2 separate regions of the Homo sapiens genome follow, and region 2 is linked to region 1. A link is a loop called in an ENCODE intact Hi-C map of the cell type or tissue named here. Cell type or tissue: K562. All regions are shown on one strand. Each heading gives the region's core, and the rest is flanking DNA. Links, peaks and the distances in the headings are about the cores only.

Evidence for each region. Peaks named below come from ENCODE experiments on the same cell type or tissue, not always from the same donor. Only the 100,000 strongest peaks of a DNase experiment are listed, where the experiment ranks them.
Region 2: a loop joins it to region 1, with 4 times the contacts of the local background. A loop is called at or near these places in 9 of 110 quality-filtered maps.

The regions. Positions count from the first base shown.
Region 1 is chr19:50,259,151-50,269,339 of GRCh38, reverse strand. It overlaps MYH14 (myosin heavy chain 14), which reads right to left. Exons shown (of 43, transcript NM_001145809.2): 19 at 10,075-10,189; 20 at 8,625-8,694; 21 at 7,705-7,865; 22 at 5,920-6,028; 23 at 2,332-2,463; 24 at 973-1,179. Among named protein-coding and RNA genes, the nearest start is that of MYH14, 61 kb to the right of the region's middle. In K562, for the core only: a CTCF peak has its summit at 4,673 (motif pointing left); DNase peaks (open chromatin) are centred at 2,289 and 4,619.
Region 2 is chr19:50,160,860-50,171,048 of GRCh38, reverse strand. IZUMO2 (IZUMO family member 2) reads left to right here and starts at 7,768. Exons shown (of 7, transcript NM_152358.3): 1 at 7,768-8,086; 2 at 8,236-8,310. The coding sequence starts at 7,855. LOC124904746 (a long non-coding RNA gene) reads left to right here. Exons shown (of 3, transcript XR_007067298.1): 3 at 2,562-2,961. In K562, for the core only: a CTCF peak has its summit at 5,460 (motif pointing left); DNase peaks (open chromatin) are centred at 5,418 and 7,808; H3K27me3 peaks cover 2,661 bases.

The DNA of each region.
Region 1 (10,189 bases), core at 1,159-9,158:
GGCATGGTGGCACACACCTGTAATCCCAGATACTGCTGTAGAGGCTGAGGCAGGAGAATTGCTTGAGCCCGGGAGACGGAGGTTGCAGTGAGCTGAGATGGTGCCACTGCACTCCAGCCTGGGCGACAGAGCAAGACTCTGACTCAAAAAAACAAAAAACAAAAAAACATTACTGAGCTTTTGAAATGTGGCTGATGTGGACTGATGAACTAAATTTTCTGTCTTATTTAATTTTATTTATTTTAAATTTAAAACCAGACACCCAATCACTGAAAAGCTTTTAAGCATGTTTGGAACAACTTGGCCATGTGAATCTAGTTTTTATAAACTGCAGAAATTATGAAATAGAAATACAGATCAAGTATTTCCAATGAAAATTTAGCATCTGAATTGAGATGTGCTGTAGTGTAAAATACACACTAGATTTTGAAGGGGAACCATGAGGGCAGCCTGCCCGTGAATGCAGCCAGGAGACGGAGAGAGGGGGAGTACTGAGAACATTGCCTGAATGCCTGGATCCAGCCATGCCTGAAGCTAAGGACATCACTTGGGCACCTGGATCCAGCCATGCCTGAAGCTGAGGATATCACTTGGATGCCTGGATCCAGCCATGCCTGAAGCTGAGGACATCACTTAGGCGCCTGGATCCAGCCATGCCTGAAGCTGAGGATATCACTTGGATTCCTGCATCCAGCCATGCCTGAAGCTGAGGAAATCACTCAGACACCTGGATCCAGCCAGGCCTGAAGCTGAACATATCACTTGGATGCCTGGATCCATCCATAGGTGAAGCTCACACATTTTAAGGTCTCCCGCGATCTGAATCAAAAATGTATTCTTTTTGCAAATTCACTTAGAACTGAGTTTTCTACAAATTCATGGCCCAAAGACACACGGTTTGTAGAAGCAAAGGTGGATGGTGTAGACAGAGGGGTCTGGAGGGTGGCCTGGTGGGCATGCAAGGGGCCAGACCTGTATGTGCTGCTGCAGCCTCTTCTTCTCGGTTTGCATTTGACGGCTGCACTCCTCCTCCTCGCCCACGCGAGCCTCCAGCTCTGACACCACCAGCTCCAGCTCCTGCTTGCGGGCTGCCAGCCTCCCCCGCGTCTCCTCGGCCTCTGCACACAGTTCTGCCTCTGCTCGCAATTGCTCTGCCAGGCGGGCGCGCTCCTCTTCCAGCTGGGGAGTGTGTGGGAGGTTAGTGGTCAGCAGGCAGTGCTCCCAGGGCAACCTGCACTGGGTGCCTACTGCCTTGTAACTTGCTTTGGCCTTTAAGTTCTCCAGGGCAGGACTGAGGGGCAGGAGGACACGGTGTCCCCACCTCCTCCCCCTCAGGTCCCCATCTCAGGATGAGCCCACATCCCCCTAATCACTAAGTCAGAATCCTGGGGATGCCCTCCCTCACCTCTCACAGCCATCAGTCTGCACCCCTGCTCTCTCTGGCCCCTCCTCTCTGTCCCTACAGCCCCAACAGGCTCAGGTCTTTCCTTCTCTCACCTGTCTCTCTCCAGCCTCCTCCCCAGCCTCCCAGACTCTAGCCTTTCCCCTTCCAGTCCATCCTTCAAATAACCCCCGAGGGGTCTTTCTACTACCTCACATTTCATTTAATACATTTCATACCTAAAATGTAACCACAGGAAATAATGCAGAAAAGGCAAACAGAAAAATGCTCAAGAAGGGGTTTGTTCTAGCATTATTATTATTATTATTATTATTTTTGAGACAGAGTCTCACTCTGCCGACCAGGCTGGAGTGCGGTGGCGCCATCTCGGCTCACTGCAACCTCCACCTCCCAGAGTAGCTGGGATTACAGGCGTGCGCCATCACACCCGGCTAATTTTTGCATTTTTAGTAGAGACGGGGTTTCACCATGTTGGCCAGAGTGGTCTTGAACTCCTGACCTCAGGTGATCTGCCCGCGTCAGCCTCCCAAATGTTCTAGCATTATTTTAAGATAGCTGAAATACTGGAAACAGTTATAAGTTCGCCACCTGCATACCATAGCCCGGCCACAGCTGAGGCCCCTGCCCCCAGATCCTACAGCCCAGCTCCATTCTGGCTCTGCAGGACTCTCCCACCCCACCCCTACCCGGCCCATACCCTGGCTACACCCCCAGGGCCCTGCTCCCTGTACGTCACGACTCAACCAAACTAAACAGCCCCAATCCCCGCCCGGCCTCAGTACACCTTAGCTTTGCTCCCATCCTCCCGACAGCCCTGCCTGGGCACAGGCTGGCTCAGCCGGAAGCCCCGCCCCTCACACCTGGCTCCACCCATGCGACACAGCCCCACCCCGAAGACACGCCCCCACGCCCTGCCCCCGCCCCCTCACCTGTGCCACTCGGCCCTGGAGCTCCCCAACTTCGCGGGCGCTCTGCTGCTGTAGCTCCTGCACTTTCTGCAGCTCCTGGGCCCGTGCCTGCAGCACCTCATCCTGCCGCGTCACCTGCAGCAGTGGCTTCACCTAGGTGGAGGTGAAAGGGGTGGAATGGCTGACTTCAGGCGCCAAGACCTCACACTCTTAGTGGGGTTTGAGTTTCTGGGTTCAAATCCCTTCTCCTCCACCTATTAGCTGTGTGTCCCCGCCTTGGCAACAGTCCCTGGTCACAGGCCTAGAACACTGACAGGTACAGGCAAGCACCACTAAATACACTATTGATCTATCTAATCTCTCTGGCTAAAGGATCCTTCCACATCCAAGAGACACTGTGTACTGTGGCTGCTGCTATTCTGTGGAACAGTCCTTCCTTCCTTCCTTTTTTCCTCCCTTCCTTCCTTCCTTTCGACAGAGTCTTGCTCTCTCGCCCAGGCTGGAGTGCAGTGGTGGGATCTCGGCTCACTGCAACCTCTGCCTCCCAGGTTCAAGCGATTCTCCTGCCTCAGCCTCCCGAGTAGCTGGGATTACAGGCGTATGCCACCACGTCCGGCTAATTTTTGTGCTTTCAGTAGAGAGGGTTTCGCTATGTTGGCCAGGCTGGTCTCCAACTCCCGGCCTCAAGTAATCCACCCACCTCAGCCTCCCAAAGTGTTGGGATATAGGCATGAGCCACCATGCCTGGCCAAAGGCCAGTGTTTCTTAAGCCTGTTAGTCCAAGGTCCTTAGTGAGAGATGAGCTTTACATGGCATGATTCAGGCTGCAGTGACAGAGGTACACACAGAACTGAAACAAAAATTTCACAAAACCTCGTCGCCCTTGCTAAGTGAGATCTGCTCTGATAATTTCTGTTCAATCATATTCTACTCCGTTCTACACAAGTCTACTTGATTCTTTTCCTCTCCACCCAATTCTGTATCCCTTCTATTCTCTCCTTTTCTGCCCCGACTCCTTGCATCTTTCGCAGGTATCATTCACATTTCTCAAATGATGCCAATCAAATCCTACTTGACCCCAACCCCCAACACCTAAGGTAGGCAAACTTTTTCTTCAAGGGCCAGGCAGGAAATATTTGAGATTTTACAGGCCACCCTGGCTGTTTTTTATTTATTATTAATTTTTATTTTTATTTATTTATTTATTTTGAGACAGAGTCTCACTCTGTCACCCAGGCTGGAGTGCAGTGGTGCGATCTTGGCTCACTGCAACCTTCACCTTCCAAGTTCAAGCGATTCACCTGCCTCAGCCTCCTGAGTAGCTGGGATTACAGGTGCCTGACACCACATCCAGCTAATTTTTGTATTTTTAGTAGTGACAGGGTTCCATCATATTGGCCAGGCTGGGCTCAAACCCCTGACCTGAAGTGATCCACCTGCCTCAGCCTCCCAAACTGCTGGGATTACAGGCATACGCCTCCGTGCCTGGCCAGTTTTTAATTTTGATTTATTTTTTCAAGACAGGGTCTCACTCTTGTCACCCAAGCTGTAGTGCAGTGATGCGATCATGGCTTACTGTAGCCTCATACTCCTGGGCTTAAGCAATCCTTCGTCCCAAGTAGCTGGGACTACAGGTGTGCACCACTACACCCAGTTTTTGTTTTTGTTTTTTTTTTTTTTGTAGAGATGAGGGTCTCACTTTGTTGCCCAGGCTGGTCTTGAACTCTTGGGCTCAAGTGATGCTCCTGCCTTGGCCTCCCGAAGTGCTGGGATTACAGGTGTGAGCCCCTAACCTCAGCTTCTGGCTGTTTACCTACTCCACTCAGCTGCTGTAGCTCAGATGCAGCTGCAGACACCATGCTAACGAAAGGGCTTTTGCAAAAACAGCCATCTGGCCCACAGGCCGCAGTGCAGCAACTCTTGTCCCAGACTGTGAGCTCCATGGTGGCAGGACCTTGTCTCTTTTTAATCACCATTTACCCCAGCCTCTATAAAAGTTCTGGGCACATAGTAGGTGCTCAGTTAACACTGACCAAGGGAATGCAGGCTGATCTCTCAGACATCGTATTCAGAATTACATTACTGCCCCCAAAACCTCCATCCTTCTCATTCCTTTCCAATTTCCCCCTGGGGGAACACCTAGTCCCTGAGCTCCATGGTGCATGGCGACCTGGCTTGGCACCCTCTGCTTTGGGTAGGCATGTGATGCCAGCCTGGCTCATCTGATCCCTACTAACTGGCTCTGGGATGGTCACATGACTCCAGCTGGGCCAATGAGCATGAAACCTGGGAATCTGGCTGGAGCTCTATGATAAGAGAGACCAGGCTGGCCAAGGTTGTTAGGGGCAAGACTCCATCTGCTGGTGGCCCCTGTGTGGAAAGCCTCTGTTGGTGATCATCACGGAGGAAAGCCAAGCGGGAGACGCAGAACACTGCATACTGACGTCACTGTTTGGACCCTTGTGCAGTAAAGGGTTAACTCAGCAGACCTGGGTTGTCCAAACCCCACACATTCCTAAGAAAAGTCTGGCCCTTGATGGGCTCCTGGGAGGTTACCTCTAAGTCCTTAGAATGTCCCATCTGATAAGAGTGTCTTGGTTTACCTGGGGCCTTGGGCCACCCTGGATAGTCTATGCTAACGATGGGATCTGTGGTGGGGGCCCTGGGCCACATGGCATCAGTTTGACTCTGGAGGGGCTGGAGACTGAGTAACTGAGGTCACCATGTGTGTGACCTTGTCCATGCCTGTGTGACCAGCCCCAGGAAAAACGCTGGACATCAAGGCTCAGGTGAGCTTCCCTGGTTGGCAATACTCCGTGCATATTATCATACTTCATTGCTGGGAACAGCTAAGTGTTGTCCACAGAACTTCACTGGGAGAGAGCAGCTGTAGGCTCATGCTTGGTCTCTCCGAGACACTTATGTACTTTTTTTTTTTTTTTAACCTTTGCTCTTTTTTTTTTTTTTTTTTTTTGAGACAGAGTTTTGCTGTATTGCCCAGGCTACATGTAGTGACACTATCTTGGCTCACTGCAACCTCCACCTCCTAGGTTTGAGTGATTCTCCTGCCTCAGCCTCCCAAGTAGCTGGGACTACAGGCACCTGCCACCATGCCCAGCTAATTTTTGTATCTTTAGTAGAGACAGGATTTCCCCATATTGGCCAGGCTGGTCTCGAACTCCTGATCTCAAGTGATCCGCCCGCCTCGGCCTCTCACACTGCTGGGATTACAGGTGTGAGCCACAGCACCCAGCACCTTTGCTGTTTTCAATCTGTATCTTTGTATTGTGATAAACTGTAGCTGTGAGTACAGCAGCTTTTCTAAGTTCTGTGAGTCCTTCCAGCAAATCCTTGAACAGAAGTCTTGGGGACCCCTGGATCCAGGTGCAGCCCACATTGTCTTGAATCTTTGATCCATGTTGGTTCGAGTCAGATTTTTCTTGTTGCTTGCTAACTAAAGAATCCCAGCTAGCAAAGCCTGGGCCGACTGGCCCCATTTTAGTGATGCAGAAAACTGAGGCCCACATGGAGGAAGTCACTTGTCAAGCAGACCAAGCCCCAAGGCCCTATCCTCTCCCTACTGGGGCCACCTCCCCAGGCTGCCCTCACCTTGGTAAACAGCCGCCACCACTGCCAGTGTCTCAGCTTGAGGTAGGCCGCGCAGTTCCGCTGCATCACCCTCAGGGCGCTCTGCTGCTGCTGGCGCTTCTGGAAGGCCCTGGGTGGGGAAATGGGTGAGGGGCAGAGTGGGAGCCTCCAGGCGCCATCCCCTTAGCAAGAGAGCCAAGCTCCTTTCTTATTTATTTTCTTTGTTTGTTTGTTTGTTTTTCTGAGACAGAGTCTTGCTCTGTTGCCTAGGCTGGAGTGCAATGGCATGATCTGGGCTCACTGCAACCTCCACCTCCCAGGTTCAAGCAATTCTCCTGCCTCACCTCCCAAGTAGCTAGGATTACAGGTGCGTGCCACAACACTCGGCTAATTTTTGTATTTTTAGTAGAGATGGGGTTTTGCCATGTTGGCCGGGCTGCTCTCCAACTCCCCACCTCAAGTGATCTACTCACCTCGGCCTCCCAAAGTGCTGAGATTACAGGGGTGGGCCACCATGCCTGACCAAGCCAAGCTCCTTTCACTTAGTCAGCCATCATAAAATGCCTACTGTGTGCAGGCACTCTTATTACTTTGAGATCTCACTGTGTTCTGGCCGTTCGTCCCCCTGCTCCCGACTCTCTCTGCCCAGTCCCAAAGCCCCAGCCGCAGTTCAGGCCCCACCCTCCCTTGCCTGGATCCTCTGCCTGGCCTCCTTCTCCAGCCTCTCCTATCAGCCCATCCCAACACGCCTCCAGAGAGTCTTTCTACACCCAGAGCTGACCCACCCCTCCCCTGCTCACAGCCCTCCATGGCTCCCTAGCTCCTCTGGACAAGGCCCCACTCAGCCTGGTGTTTGGGCCATCCTTTCCTGCCACTCTATTCTTTCAGCTTTTTTTTTTTTTTTGATACAGAGTCTCACTCTGCCACCCAGGCTGGAGTGCAGTGACATGATCTTGGCTCACTGCAGTCTCTGCTTCCCGAGTTCAAGCCATTCTCCTGCCTTGGCCTCCTGAGTAGCTGGGATTACGGCTAATTTTTGTATTTTTAGTAGAGATGGGGTTTCACCATGTTGGCCAGGCTTGTCTCGAACTCCTGACCTCAAGTGATCCGCCCGCCTTGGCCTCCCAATGTGCTGGGATTACAGGTGTGAGCCACCGTGCCCGGCCTCTCTGAGCCACTTCTAAGGAGGAAGGAGACTCTCCCGCAAACTCCCTGTATTCCTGAAGCGTGCCAGGATCTTGCATCGTTGGGTCTTTGCACAAGCTTGCTCCTGCCCTGATCACCTTTCCCATTTTCCTTCATCCACCTGCTTGTCCGGTGTGGCCTGGGGGAGTCATGGCCTGCAGCAGGGCCTCCTTGCTGCACCTCTATGGCCCCCATCAAAGCAGGTCTCACCCGGGACTGGGACTCTATGCCCATGGAAGTCTCACCTCCAGACTGGAGCCCCTCGAGGGACTGGCCAGGGAGAGCGGACAGCTTGACCTGGGTTGCCCCGGGCTTTCTCTGTTTTAGCACTGGAAGTCCTGCACCCTGGGAAACCCAGACCCAGGCCCACTAGGACAGCTGGTCACCCTGCGGCTAAGTCCAGCCTCTGTGTTGCCAGTCTTACTCTGAACAGGGCCTGCCCTGCCCACAGGGCCCCTCAGGGACTGCAGAACCAAGAAGCCTGGACACCCGGCACCTCCATCCACCTGCTCCTCAGCCCTGCACCCATCCTGGAGGCCCTGACACCTAGAGCCATCTGGTCAACCCCTCCCTGACCCAGTCTCGGCCAACAGGACCCCGGGAGACAGCGTGGCTGCCCACCTGCGAGCCAGGTATCCCCGGGCAGCTGCCTGGAAGGAGACGATGATGTCGGTGACCTTCAGGTCTCGCTCCTCTTCCAGCTGGGCCAGGACCCCAGCCCGGAAGAAGATCTTGCTCTGTCCCACGCGGTAGAGGTTGGGGTCCAGTTCCAGCGCCTGGATCTGTGAGGGGTGGGAGAGGGGTGATGACGGAGAGGGGGTGATGGGGGAGTGGGGGTGGTGAGGAGGGGGAGTAATGGGGGAGGGGGTGGCGAGGAGGGGGAGTGATAGGGAAGGGGTGGTGATTGGGGAGAGGGGGTAATGGGGGAGGGGGTGATGGGGGAGGGAGGTGATGGGGGAGAAGTGATGGGGAGGGGGTGATGAGGAGAGTGATAGGGGAGGGGGTGATGTGAAGAGTGATAGGGGAGGGGAGTTATAGGAAGGGGGTGATGGGGCAGGGGATGATGGGGGGGTGGTGAGGAGGGGCAGTGATTGGGAGGGGGTGGTGATTGGGGAGAGGGGGTGATGGGGGAGGGGGTGATGTGGAGGAGGGTGATAGGGGAGAAGAGTTATAGGGAGGGGGCGATGGGGGAGTGGTGATGGGGAGGGGGTGATGGGGTGACGGGGAGGGGGGTGATAGGGGATGATGAGGAAGCGGGGGTGGGGGCGGTGATAGGGAGAGGTAATGAGGAAGGTCAATGAAGGGGAGATCCCAGCCCCACTCCCCGACCACCTGGGCCCCTGCACACAAACGCATGCACACACACACATGCACACACACGCATGCACACATATGCATGCACACACACACGCACACACGTGCATGCACACACACTTGCACACACACGCATGCACACATATGCATGCACACACACATGCACGCACACTCATGCACGCACACACACACACGCACACACGCATTCCAGGCTCTGCCCCACTCACCATCTTTTCACAGGCCTGCTTCCCATCCATGAAGCCCTTGGGGATGGCATTGGGTGTCAGGATCTCGTATCTGCAATGAGCAGGGAGGGGTGGGGAGGAGAGAGTTACAGCAAACGCTCACCTAGTGCCTGCTGCGGGCCAGGCACTGGGCTCAGAGTGACACACAGCAGGAACAACAGTGACAATAACAAGGACAGTCACAAAACTCACATCTGAGCATTCACGCCACCACCAAGGACAGCAACATCGACAATGATCGACTGTTTCAGTTTTTTGTTTTGTTTGTTTTTTGAGACAGAGTCTCGCTCTGTCGCCCAGGCTGGAGTGCAGTGGTCAGATCTTGCCTCACTGCGACCTCCGCCTCCCAGGTTCAAGCGATTCTCTTGCCTCAGCCTACCAGGTAGCTGGGATTCAGGCATGTGCCACCATGCCCAGCTAATTTTTGTATTTTTAGTAGAGATGGGGTTTCTCCATGATGGCCAGGCTGTCTTGAACTCCTGACCTGAAGTGATCCACCCGCCTCGGCCTCCCAAAGTGCTGGGGTTACAGGCATGAGCCACAGTGCCCAGCCAGTATTGGCCAGTATTTTGGATGTATTGGCTTTAGTAAAATATCTTGTTAAAATTAATTTCATTTTTTTCACTTGTAAAAGTGTAGCTATTAGAAAATGTTCAATTGTGTACAAGGCTTCCCATTCTACTTCTAAGGGACGGTGCTGCTCTACACAGCTTGTGTGAAGCATCATTTTTGTTACATTTGCTGTATTACTTGCTCATTAGGCCTTGGTATTTTCTATTCTGTCCTATTCTACTTCTTTATTTACTTATTTATTTTTTTGAGACAGAGTTTTGCTCTTGTTGCCCAGGCTGGAGTGCAATGGCGCAATCTCGGCTCACTGCAACCTCCCCCTTCCCGGTTCAAGTGATTCTCCTGCCTCAGCCTCCCGAGTAGCTGGGATTACAGGCATGTGCTACCACACCCGGCTAATTTTGTATTTTTAGTAGAGATGGGGTTTCTCCACGTTGGTCAGGCTGGTCTCGAACTTCCGACCTCAGGTGATCTGTCTGCCTCGGCCTCCCAAAGTGCTGGGATTACAGGCGTGAGCCACCGCGCCCCGCCTTCTACTTCATTTTTAAAGACATGCAGATTTGTAACACCATGCAGTGATTTCACGTTCATAGTTTGGGGCCTACTGCCCTAAACAGCAGCAGCAATGTACCCCAGATCCCCATAGACTCTGTGTGCTTTCTCTCAGGAGTGCATCAAGTGGGCTATTGTTCTCCCATACACAGACGAGTAAACTGAGGCTCAGCAAAGTGAGTAATCTGCCTCAACTTCCCCAGCGCAGAAGGAACAAGAGTGGGTGGAGACCTGAATGCAGGTGTGTCGGCTTCCAGACCCGGGTCCCACCCAGCCCCTCCGCCGGGCCTGGGCCCTCGCTCTAGCTCACCGCTGCCGGAACTCCTGGAAGAGGATGCGGTTGGGGAAGCCCTGGCGACAGATGCGGATGCCCTCCAGGACCCCGTTGCAGCGAAGCTGGTCCAGCACCAGCCGTGGCTCCAGCT
Region 2 (10,189 bases), core at 1,260-9,259, 98 kb after region 1:
TACACCATTCTCCTGCCTCAGCCTCCCGAGTAGCTGGGACTACACGCGCCCGCCACCACACACGGCTATTTTTTTTTTTTTTTTTTTGTATTTTTAGTAGAGACGGAGTTTCACCTTGTTAGCCAGGATGGTCTCGATCTCCTGACCTCGTGATCCGCCCGCCTCAGCCTCCCAAAGTGCTGGGATTACAGGCGTGAGCCACGCGCCCGGCCAGTACCGTGTATTCTTGATCCTGCACACTGTGTTGAATACAGTGATTCACAGGTGGGGGACTTTTGGCATTATCTACGGACATCTATGGTTGTCACAGCTGGGAGTGCGGGTGCTGCTGGCATTTAGTGAGTAAAGGCCAGAGATGCTGCCCACATCCTATACCGTGCACAGGTCGGGGCCTACAAGGACGGATCATCCAGCCCCAAACGTCAGTAGCGCTGACGTTGGGAAATCCCGATTACCGATACACGTAACAGCCAATATGAAACCCTCACAGCGTAGGGTTAGAGCACAGGCTCTGAGGCCGGGCAGCCCGAGTTCAAGTTCTCGCCCTGCCTCCTACTCACTGTCCGATTTGGGGCAAGTTGTACAACCTCATCATCCTCATCTGTAGATGGGGACAATGCCATTGCTTCCCTTACAGCACACCGTGAGGATGAAAGGAGGCGCTAGGCCTTGGCATGTGGCCTGGCACAGAGTCCACACTCTCAACCCATGTGGGCCGTGGGTTTGGTTCAGCGTCCACTAATACCAGGTGTCCAGGACACACAGTGATTCCCTTCAGTTTCAGGTCAGCCCAGTGAGTGCCATGGTGCAGTGAGGAAACTGAGGGACAAAGAGAGGAAGCCTCCTGCCCAATGTCACACAGAACATGGGGTTCTCAAACAGAGTCTGAAAGGCAGGCAGGCAAGAGGAAAGGAAGGAAGGGAGGAGAGAAGGGAGGGAGGGAGGGAAAGAAGGGAGGGAGAGAGGGAGGGAGGGAAGGAAGGAAGAAATGAAGGGAGGGAGGGAGGGACAGACAGAGGGAGGGAGGGAGGGAGGAGCAAGACAGGAAAAAGGAGACAAAGCACTGAGACACAGGGAGAGGGGCAGAGATAGGAGACAGGGGATAGAGACCCAGAGAGAGGGGGACAGAGAACCAGAGAGAGGGGGACAGAGACTCAGAGAGAGAGGGATAGAGACCCAGAGAGAGAGAGGGGGACAGAGAACCAGAGAGAGGGGGACAGAGACTCAGAGAGAGAGGGATAGAGACCCAGAGAGAGAGGGGGGGACAGAGACCCAGACAGAGAGGGACAGAGACCCAGAGGGTTGGGGGGACAGAGACCCAGAGAAAGGGGATAGAGACTCAGAGAGGAAGGGGACAAACACCCAGAGAGATAGGGACAGAGACCCAGAGAAAGAGGGACAGAGAGAGAGAGAGAGGAAAAAAAAGAGACCCAGAGAGACTGTGAGGGCAGAGACCCAGAGAGAGGTGGTACAGAGACCCAGAGAGAGTTGGTACAGAGACCCAAAGAGAGGGGGACAGAGACTCAGAGAGAGAGAGAGGAACAGAGACCCAGAAGGGGGAGGGGACAGAGACCCAGAGACAGGGGAGTACAGAGACCCAGAGAGAGAGAGAGAGAGAGAGAGAGACAGAGACCCAGGGAGGAGACAGAGACCTAGAGAGAGAGAGAAAGAGGCAGAAAGGGAGGCATAAGAGAAAAAGGAGCGAGTGATAGAGTTTGAGGAACAAGAGGGACAGTTAGGATTGGCTGGGGGCAGACAGCCTGTGGTCACCTCACACCCCAGTTTCCTGTCCAGAGAGCAGGCAGTGGAGACAGGCAGTGTACAGAGAACCCCTGGGCCTCGGGAGGGTGTGGGGACTCTGGCCTGAGGGGCAGCCTCCAGGCCCAGTGTGTGAGCAGAGCCCATGTCACCCCTCAGTGCTGGTGATGGAATGAGAGGAACTGTGGGTGTGACCGTGCCCCACCCGTGGGTGTGAGAGTCACTGAACTAGGTGAGAAGTGCCCCACGGGGCAGGTCACGGGCCCCGCCTCTGCCTTGGGGTGCCTGCCATTCAATCCCAGGCCATGCAAATAACAAAGCATGTTATTTTAAAGTTTTTGTGTGTGTGAAATATAACACACATCCAGAAAAGAATGCAGAACACAATGTGCAAGCAACTGACGTATCTATCGACTGATGAATGAATGCACGCAATGTGGCCCATCCATACAATGGAATATTATTCAGCCTTAAAAAAGGAGGCTGTAGGCCAGGCGTGGTGACTCACGCCTGTAATCCCAACACTTTGGGAGGCCGAGGCAGGCGTATCATCAGATCAAGAGATCGAGACCATGCTGGCCAACATGGTAAAACCTCGTCTCTACTAAAAATACAAAAATTAGCCAGGTGTGGTGGCACATGCCTGTAGTCCCAGCTACTCAGGAGGCTGAGGCAGGAGAATCACTTGAACCTGGGAGGCAGAGGTTGCAGTGAGGCCCCTCAGAAGGTGGCCCAGTTGGAGCCCCCTTGTCCCTGCAGAGAAAACCTCTCTCCTCACTTTCCCATCATCACTGTCCTTACAGGGACCGCAGGTCAGATGAGCGTGCAGCTGTGGCTCCATCCCGTGCCTTTGCCTGTTCTGAACTTTCCATCAACGGAATTGCAGATTGGCCGGGCACGGTGGCTCACGCCTGTAATCCCAGCACTTTGGGAGGCCGAGGCAAGCAGATCACGAGGTCAGGAGATCGAGACCATCCTGGCTAACACAGTGAAACTCCGTCTCTACTAAAAATGCAAAAAATTAGCCGGGCGTGGTGGCGGGCGCCTGTAGTCCCAGCTACTGGGGAGGCTGAGGCGGAAGAATCGCTTGAACCCGGGAGGCGGATCACTTGCAGTGAGCGGAGATCGCACCACTACACTCCAGCCTGGGGGACAGCGCGAGACTCTGTCAAAAAATAAAAATAAAAAAGGAATTGCAGATCACGTCGTCCTTTGTTTCTGCTTTTGCTCAACATCATGTTTGAACGATGGCCCAGAGAGGTTTGCGGGCAGCTAGATCATCATCCCACTGCCGTGCGGGATTCCATCCGAGGAACACGCCACAGTGGGTTTATCTAGCGAGTCTTCCCGTTGACGGATATTTGGGCCGTCTCCACCTTGAGTTCCTTACAAAGGACGCTGCCAAGGGGATTCGTGTCTGCGTGCCCCTGGCGGGTGTGTGCACCCATTTCCCGTGTGTGCATGTGGAGGAAGGGATGCGCACGTGGCCAGCCTGCATAGAGCCTGACGGTTTTCCAACGTGGCTGTCCCTGTCTGCCCTCCCACAGCTGTGCATGAGAACAGGTCACCGTTTTTGTAGCCACACAATGTGTACTAGGGAGGGGGCTGGACATGGGAAGTGGATGATGAGAAAACGCCCCTCACCCCACCCCGCTACGCTGGAACCACCTCCTCTAATTCCCCGCCTCCGCTAGGCTTGAAGCCAAATCCCTGTAACCATTTCCCAGACATTCTTTTCCGCCTGCTGCACACCATCGCCACATCAGGCCATTAGTGTCACTCAGCAGGGCTTTGCAGCCTGGGGACCTCTGGCTGCCTGCCTGGCCCCACATCTGTCTCTGTCTCTACCTGCGTGACCTCACACGAGTAGACTGTCCCTGCTCTGCCTCCGCATCCACATCAGCCAAATTTCGTGTGGACGAAATGAGATAAGGCATGCCTTCATTCTGGCAATACACACATGGGTATGTACATTACTTCATGAGATTCACAAAGCCCCCCAAACCCTCTGGAAATATGAGAGCAGCAGGCACAGCTTTGAACAGTCACAAACTCAGATGAGCATAAAACATATAGTCCTTTTCAGCTGGGCGTGGTGGCTCACGACTGTAATCCCAGCACTTTGGGAGGCAAGGTGGCAGATCACTTGAAGCCAGGAGTTTGAGAACAGCCTGGCCAACATGGTGAAACCCCGCCTCTACTAAAAATACAAGAATTGGCCTGGCGCAGTGGCTCACGCCTGTAATCCCAGCACTTTGGGAGGCCGGGGTGGGTGGATCACGAGGTCAGGAGTTCAAGAACAGCCTGGCCAACACAGTTAAACCCCATCTCCACTAAAAATACAAAAATTAGCTGTGTGTGGTGGCGCGCGCTTGTAGTCCCAGCTACTCAGGACGCTGAGGCAAGAGAATCGCTTGAACCCGGGAGGCAGAGGTTGCAGTGAGCTGAGACCATGTCGTTGCACTGCAGCCTGGGTGACAGAGTGAGACTCGGTCTCAAAAAAAAAAAAAATACAAAAGTTAGCCGGTGTGGTTGTGCACACCTGTAGTGCCAGCTACTCGGGAGGCTGAAGCAGGAGAATCGCTTGAACCCAGGAGGCAGAGATTACAGTGAGTCGAGATCGTGCCACTGCACTCCAGCCTGGGCGACAGAGAAAAACTCTGTCTCAAAATAAACAAACGAACAAACATATCATCCTTTTCTTTTCCTTTTTATTTCTTGAAACAGGGTCTTGCTCTCTGCCCCAGGCTGGAGTGCAGTCGCGAGATCATGGCTCGCTTCAGCCTCGATTTCCCAGGTTTAGGCGATCCTCCCACTTAAGTCTCCCAAGTAGCTAGGACTACAGGCGCATGCCACCATACCCGGGTATTTTTTTTCTATTCTGTGTGGGAGCCTGAGGCAGGACGATCACTTGAGCCCAGGAGGTTGAGGCTGCAATGAGCCGAGATCGTGCCACTGCACTCCAGCTTGAGCGACAGAGGGAGAACCTTGACTCCAGAAAAAAAAAAAAAAAAAAAAATTATGTCAATGGTATTGAGTTGTAGGTTTCACTGTGGGTTTTTTGTTTGTTTGCTTGCTTTGTTTTGCTCTTTGCTGTTTTCACTTGGATCCATTCATGGCATGGTGTGGACAGGCTCATCTGTTCTTCTAGCTGCTTGCAGGGTCCTGTACCACAGGCGACCCACCTCCCCAGTGAGGACACCCAGCTTGCCTTTGCCTCCCAGTGCCGTCAACAACACAGTGATGGACGTCTGTGCGCCTGGAGAGCGAGTGTGGGAACTTCCTCAGCCACTTTTGCTGGGGTGTGAAATCTGATGATAGTTCATCTAACTTATGTTTTACCAAATTAGCATGGCTGAACCCGATAAACAAAACCGGTTCTGCATCCCAAGCCTTCCTGCCTCACACCCAGGCCTGAGGGTTTGGGGCTTGAAGCTGAGGAATGAGTGGCCTTCCCATCCCATTCTGGCCACCCCTTCTTCAGTCAAACAACAGCCCCTTGACTCCCTGCCTGAAAGGCAGATGGTAATAGGGGATGAGGAAAAGGACGCACACGTTAATATCTCAGGTTGATTTCTCAAATTATGGCCAGCACGGCATTAGGTAGACAACTGGGTGATCCTAAGAAAGGTAGGCGTGGGTGGCAAGGCCTGACTCTCAGTCCGGGAGCAGAGAGAATTTCACTTGGGTGTGAGCACCTCCTTGTGGCCTGATCTCACACTTTGTAATCCCAGCACTTTTTGAGGCCGAGGGGGGTTGCGGATCACTTGAGGTCGGGAGTTTGAGACCAGCCTGGCCAACATGGCAAAACCCCATCTCTACTAAAAATTCAGAAATTAGCCGGGCGTGGTGGCACACGCCTGTAGTCCCAGCTACTCAGGAGGCTGAAGCAGGAGAATCGCTTGAACCTGGGAAGTGGAGGTTGCAGTGAGCTGAGATCGTGCCACTGCACTCCAGCCTGGGTGACAAGAGCAAGACCCCATCTCAAAAATTAAAAAATAAAAAAGGGAACCCAAAGAGTCCTCTCACCCTCTTTTTGCCATGTGAGGATACAAGAAGAGAGCTCCACCAGAACCTGACCTTGCTGGTGCTCTGCTCTTGGATTTCCAGCCTCCAGAGCTGGAAGAAATAAATTCTGTTGTTTATAAGCCACCCAGTCTATGGAGTTTTGTTGTAGAACCTAAACTATTAATAAGACAACTGCCCTCTCCTACTCTGCCTCTCTCTCCTCCTCTCTCCCTCAACGTAGTAATATTTAGTCTTAATTAATTTAATCTCTCTGAATTAATATTTAACTATATATTAATATATCATATTATTTTGACATTTGCTATATCTCTGTGTATACTATTATAATGTCTTTTAGTTGAATTTCTATGATTTAATTGATATTAAATTCATCTACATATATAGAGAGATACAGCGAATGCAAAATGTGAAGTCATATCTGAGTGTTTATTGGGTCATCCTTGCAACTGTTCTCCAGATTTTAAAACTTTCAAGATGAAAATTGCAGGGAAAAACAAAGTGCCCTTCCCTCAGTATACCCTCCCTTGTGGATTCATTGATTTGCTAAATATCTGTTGAACAACTAGTACACGCTAGGCGCTGGACAACAGCAGGGAACCAGACCCTACCTCCTGGCCTCAGGGAACTCTCTTAACTGTATCACACTGTGTATTTGCTTCCCAGCAGGTAATGCAGTTTGTCAGTATTTCAGTTACTCATCTGTGTACCAGGTTTTACGTTTCTCTTCCTGCCACTCCCTCCCATCCCTGCTAGCCTGAACTCTATGAGCAGAGATTGTGTTCGTCTTATGTCAGTCTATCTCTGGAGCCTGGCACATAGTAGGTGCTCAATAAATATTTGTTGAGTTAATTAATTTAAGTACTGCAAGCACAAGAACCTCTTGTTTTTCTCAGCTCTAGCTCTGGGGGCCTTGAACAGCACCTGGCACATAGTAGGTGTTCAATAAATAAATATGTGTTGCATGTAAGGTTGAACGCAGTGGCCTGTAATCCCAGCACTTTGGGAGGCTGAGGCGGGTGAATTACTTGAGGTCAGGAGTTCCAGACCAGCCTGAACAACAGGGTGAAAACCCGTTTCTACTAAAAATACACAAATCAGCTGGGTGTGGTGGTGCGTGCCTGTAATCCCAGCTACACAGGAGGCTGAGGTAGGAGAATCTCTTGAACCTGGGAGGCAAAGATTGCAGTGAGCTGAGATCGCACCACTGAGCTCCAGCCTGTGACACAGAGTGAGACTCCATCTCTCTCTCTCTCTCTCTCTCTCTCTCTCTCTCTCTCTCTCTCTCTCTCTATATATATATATATATATATATATATATATATATATATATAAATTATCTGGGTGTGGTGGCATGGTAACCCCAGCTACTCGGTTGGCTGAGGCACAAAAATAGGTTGAACCTGGGAGGTAGAGCTTGCCGTGACCCGGGATCGCCTCACTGCACTCCAGCCTGGGTGACAGAGCAAGACTCTGTCTCAAAAAAAAAAAAAAAAAAAAAAAAAAAAAACAATATGTGGGCCGGGCGTGGTGACTCACACCTATAATCCCAGCACTTTGGGAGGCCGAGGCGGGCAGATCACCTGAGGTCAGGAGTTTGAGACCAGCCTGGCCAACATGATGAAACCCCGTCTCTACTAAAAATAAAAAATTAGCCGGACGTGGTGGCGCACGCCTGTAGTCCCAGCTACTTGGGAGGCTGAGGCAGGAGAATCACTTGAACCCGGGAGGCGGAGGTTGCAGTTAACCGAGATCACACCACTGCACGCCAGCCTGGGTGACAGAGTTGAGACTCCATCTCGGGAAAAAATAAATAAATAAATAAAATAAAACAATATGTGTTGAATGAATAAATTTAAGAGGAATTAGTAAGTTCCAAGAGGGGTTGAGCAGAGGCTTTCTGTTTTTCTTGACTTTCTCTCTAGGTTCTAGAACCATGCCTGGCACATAGCAGGTGCTCAGCGAACACGTGCCTGTAACACCGTGATGCTCCCTGGGCCTCCTGACCGCGCCCTCGCCTGGGAGGCGGGGCGGGCCGGGTTCTCTCTGTGACGTCACAAAGGCCCCGCCATGCCTCTGGCTTTGACCCTTCTGCTGCTCTCGGGCTTGGGCGCCCCCGGAGGCTGGGGCTGCCTGCAGTGCGACCCCTTGGTGCTGGAGGCCCTGGGTCACCTGCGCTCCGCCCTCATCCCCAGTCGCTTCCAGTTGGAGCAGCTGCAGGCGCGCGCCGGGGCCGTGCTGATGGGCATGGAGGGGCCTTTCTTCCGGGACTACGCGCTGAACGTGTTTGTGGGGAAAGTGGGTGCGTGTTGGGAGAAATTGGGCAGCGGGGCTGGGCGAGGGATGCCGGAGACCACGCCCCCAAGAGGGGTCGGGGCCAGGCCTGGAGGGGGTGAGGTCACTTGGCTCTCTGGGGGGCTCACTGGAGTGTCCTCTCCCTTCTCCCCCCAGAGACAAATCAACTGGACCTTGTGGCGTCCTTTGTCAAGAACCAAACGCAGCACTTAATGGGTAACTCTCTGAAAGGTAGGAGAGACGAGGGAACGCCTTCTCCAGCACCCCTCTTCTTTCCGCCGGTCTGCCCCACCTCCCTTGAATATAAAAATAAGAGCAAACACGCATGCAATGTAGCCTTTTTTTTTTCTTTTTTAAGAGACAGAGCCTCACTGTCGCTCCGGCTGGAGTGCAGTAGCGCCATCACAGCTCACTGCAGCCTCGACCTCCAGGGCTCCAGCGATCCTGCCGCCTCAGCCTCCCAAGTAGCTGGGACCACAGGCATGTGCCACCACACCTGGCTAATTTTCTACTTTTTAATTTTTTGTAGAGACTGGGTCTCATTATATTGCCCAGGCTGGTCTCAAACTTCTGGCCTCAATAAATCCTTGTGTCTCAGCCTCCCAAAGTGCTGGGATTACAGGTGTGAGCCACTGCACCTGGTCATAAACCAAGATACTCTTTTATTTATTTATTTATTTTTATTTTTTGAGACGGTCTCGCCCTGTCACCCAGGCTCGAGTGCAGTGCCACAATCTCTGCTCACTGGAGCTTCCGCCTGCCGGGTTCAAGCGATTTTCCTGCCTCAGCCTCCCGAGTAGCTGGGATTACAGGCACCCACCACCATGCCCGGCTAATTTTTGTATTTTTAGTAGAGACGAGGTTTCACCATGTTGGCCAGGCTGTTCTCAAACTTCTGACCTCAAGTGATCTGCCCGCCTAGGCCTCCCAAAGTGCTGGGATTATAGGCGTAAGCCACCATGCCTGGCCAAACCAAGATACTCTTAACAGGCAGGATATTCCAAGGAAATAGAGGTTACCTTCTGTGAGCCAGGCAAGAGCCAAATTTTTTTGGGGGGGAGCGGGGGATGTGCAGGATTGGGACAACCCAGGCCTGCTCAGTTAATCCTTTATTGCCCGATAAAATATGTCAAATGGAGGGAGATGCTAAGGAGGAAAAAAATAAAGCAGGGACCACGGAATAGCAAGTGCTGTGAGTAGGGGTGGGGATTGCAGCTTAAAGTAGGGCATCCAAAAAAGATGTCCCTTAAAAAGGAGCATGTGAGAAAAGACCTGAAGGGGAGAGGGAAGCAGCCATGAGGGGGTCTAGGGGTAGAAGGGTGCAGGCAGAAAGAACAGCTGGTGGAATCCCTGAGATGGGACTATGTTTGGCATAGTCACAGAACATCCAAGAAGGCCAGAGTGGAGTGAGACGGCGACATTGTCTCTATGGAAGATGAGATCTTAGAGTTAAGGGGAGGGAATGGGTATTTTGAATATTGAACAAACAGGATTTGTTGCCAGTCATGCTGACGAATTGCACAGGGATATAAAAAAAAGAAAGGCGTCAGCCGGGCACAGTGGCTCACGCCTGTAATCCCAGCACTTTGGGAGGCTGAGGACGGTGGGTCACCTGAGGTTGGGAGTTCAAGACCAGCCTGACCAACATGGAGAAACCCTGTCTCTACTAAAAATACAAAATTAGCCAGCTATGGTGGCACTCCTGTAATCCCAGCTACTCAGGAGGCTGAGGCAGGAGAATTGCTTGAACCCAGGAGGCGGAGGTTGCGGTGAGCTGAGATTGCGCCATTGCACTCCAGCCTGGGCAACAAGAGCAAAACTACGTCTCAAAAAAAAAAAAAAAGAAAAAGGAAAAGAAAAAGGCGTCAAAGCACCAAGGATTTTGAATTGAGCAATTAGAATCATGACACATCTATTTACTAAGATGGAGTAGACTGGGAGGTTGGGAGTAGGTCTGGAGGAGAATAACGAGGGTTCAGTTTTGGACTTAGTGGGTTTGAGATGCCTCTTAGACATCCAATTGGATATCTTGACCAGATAGTTGGGTATATAAATCCCACCTTCAGTGAGCCCTCTGGGCTAGTAATATAAACGTGGGGGGCATCTGTGT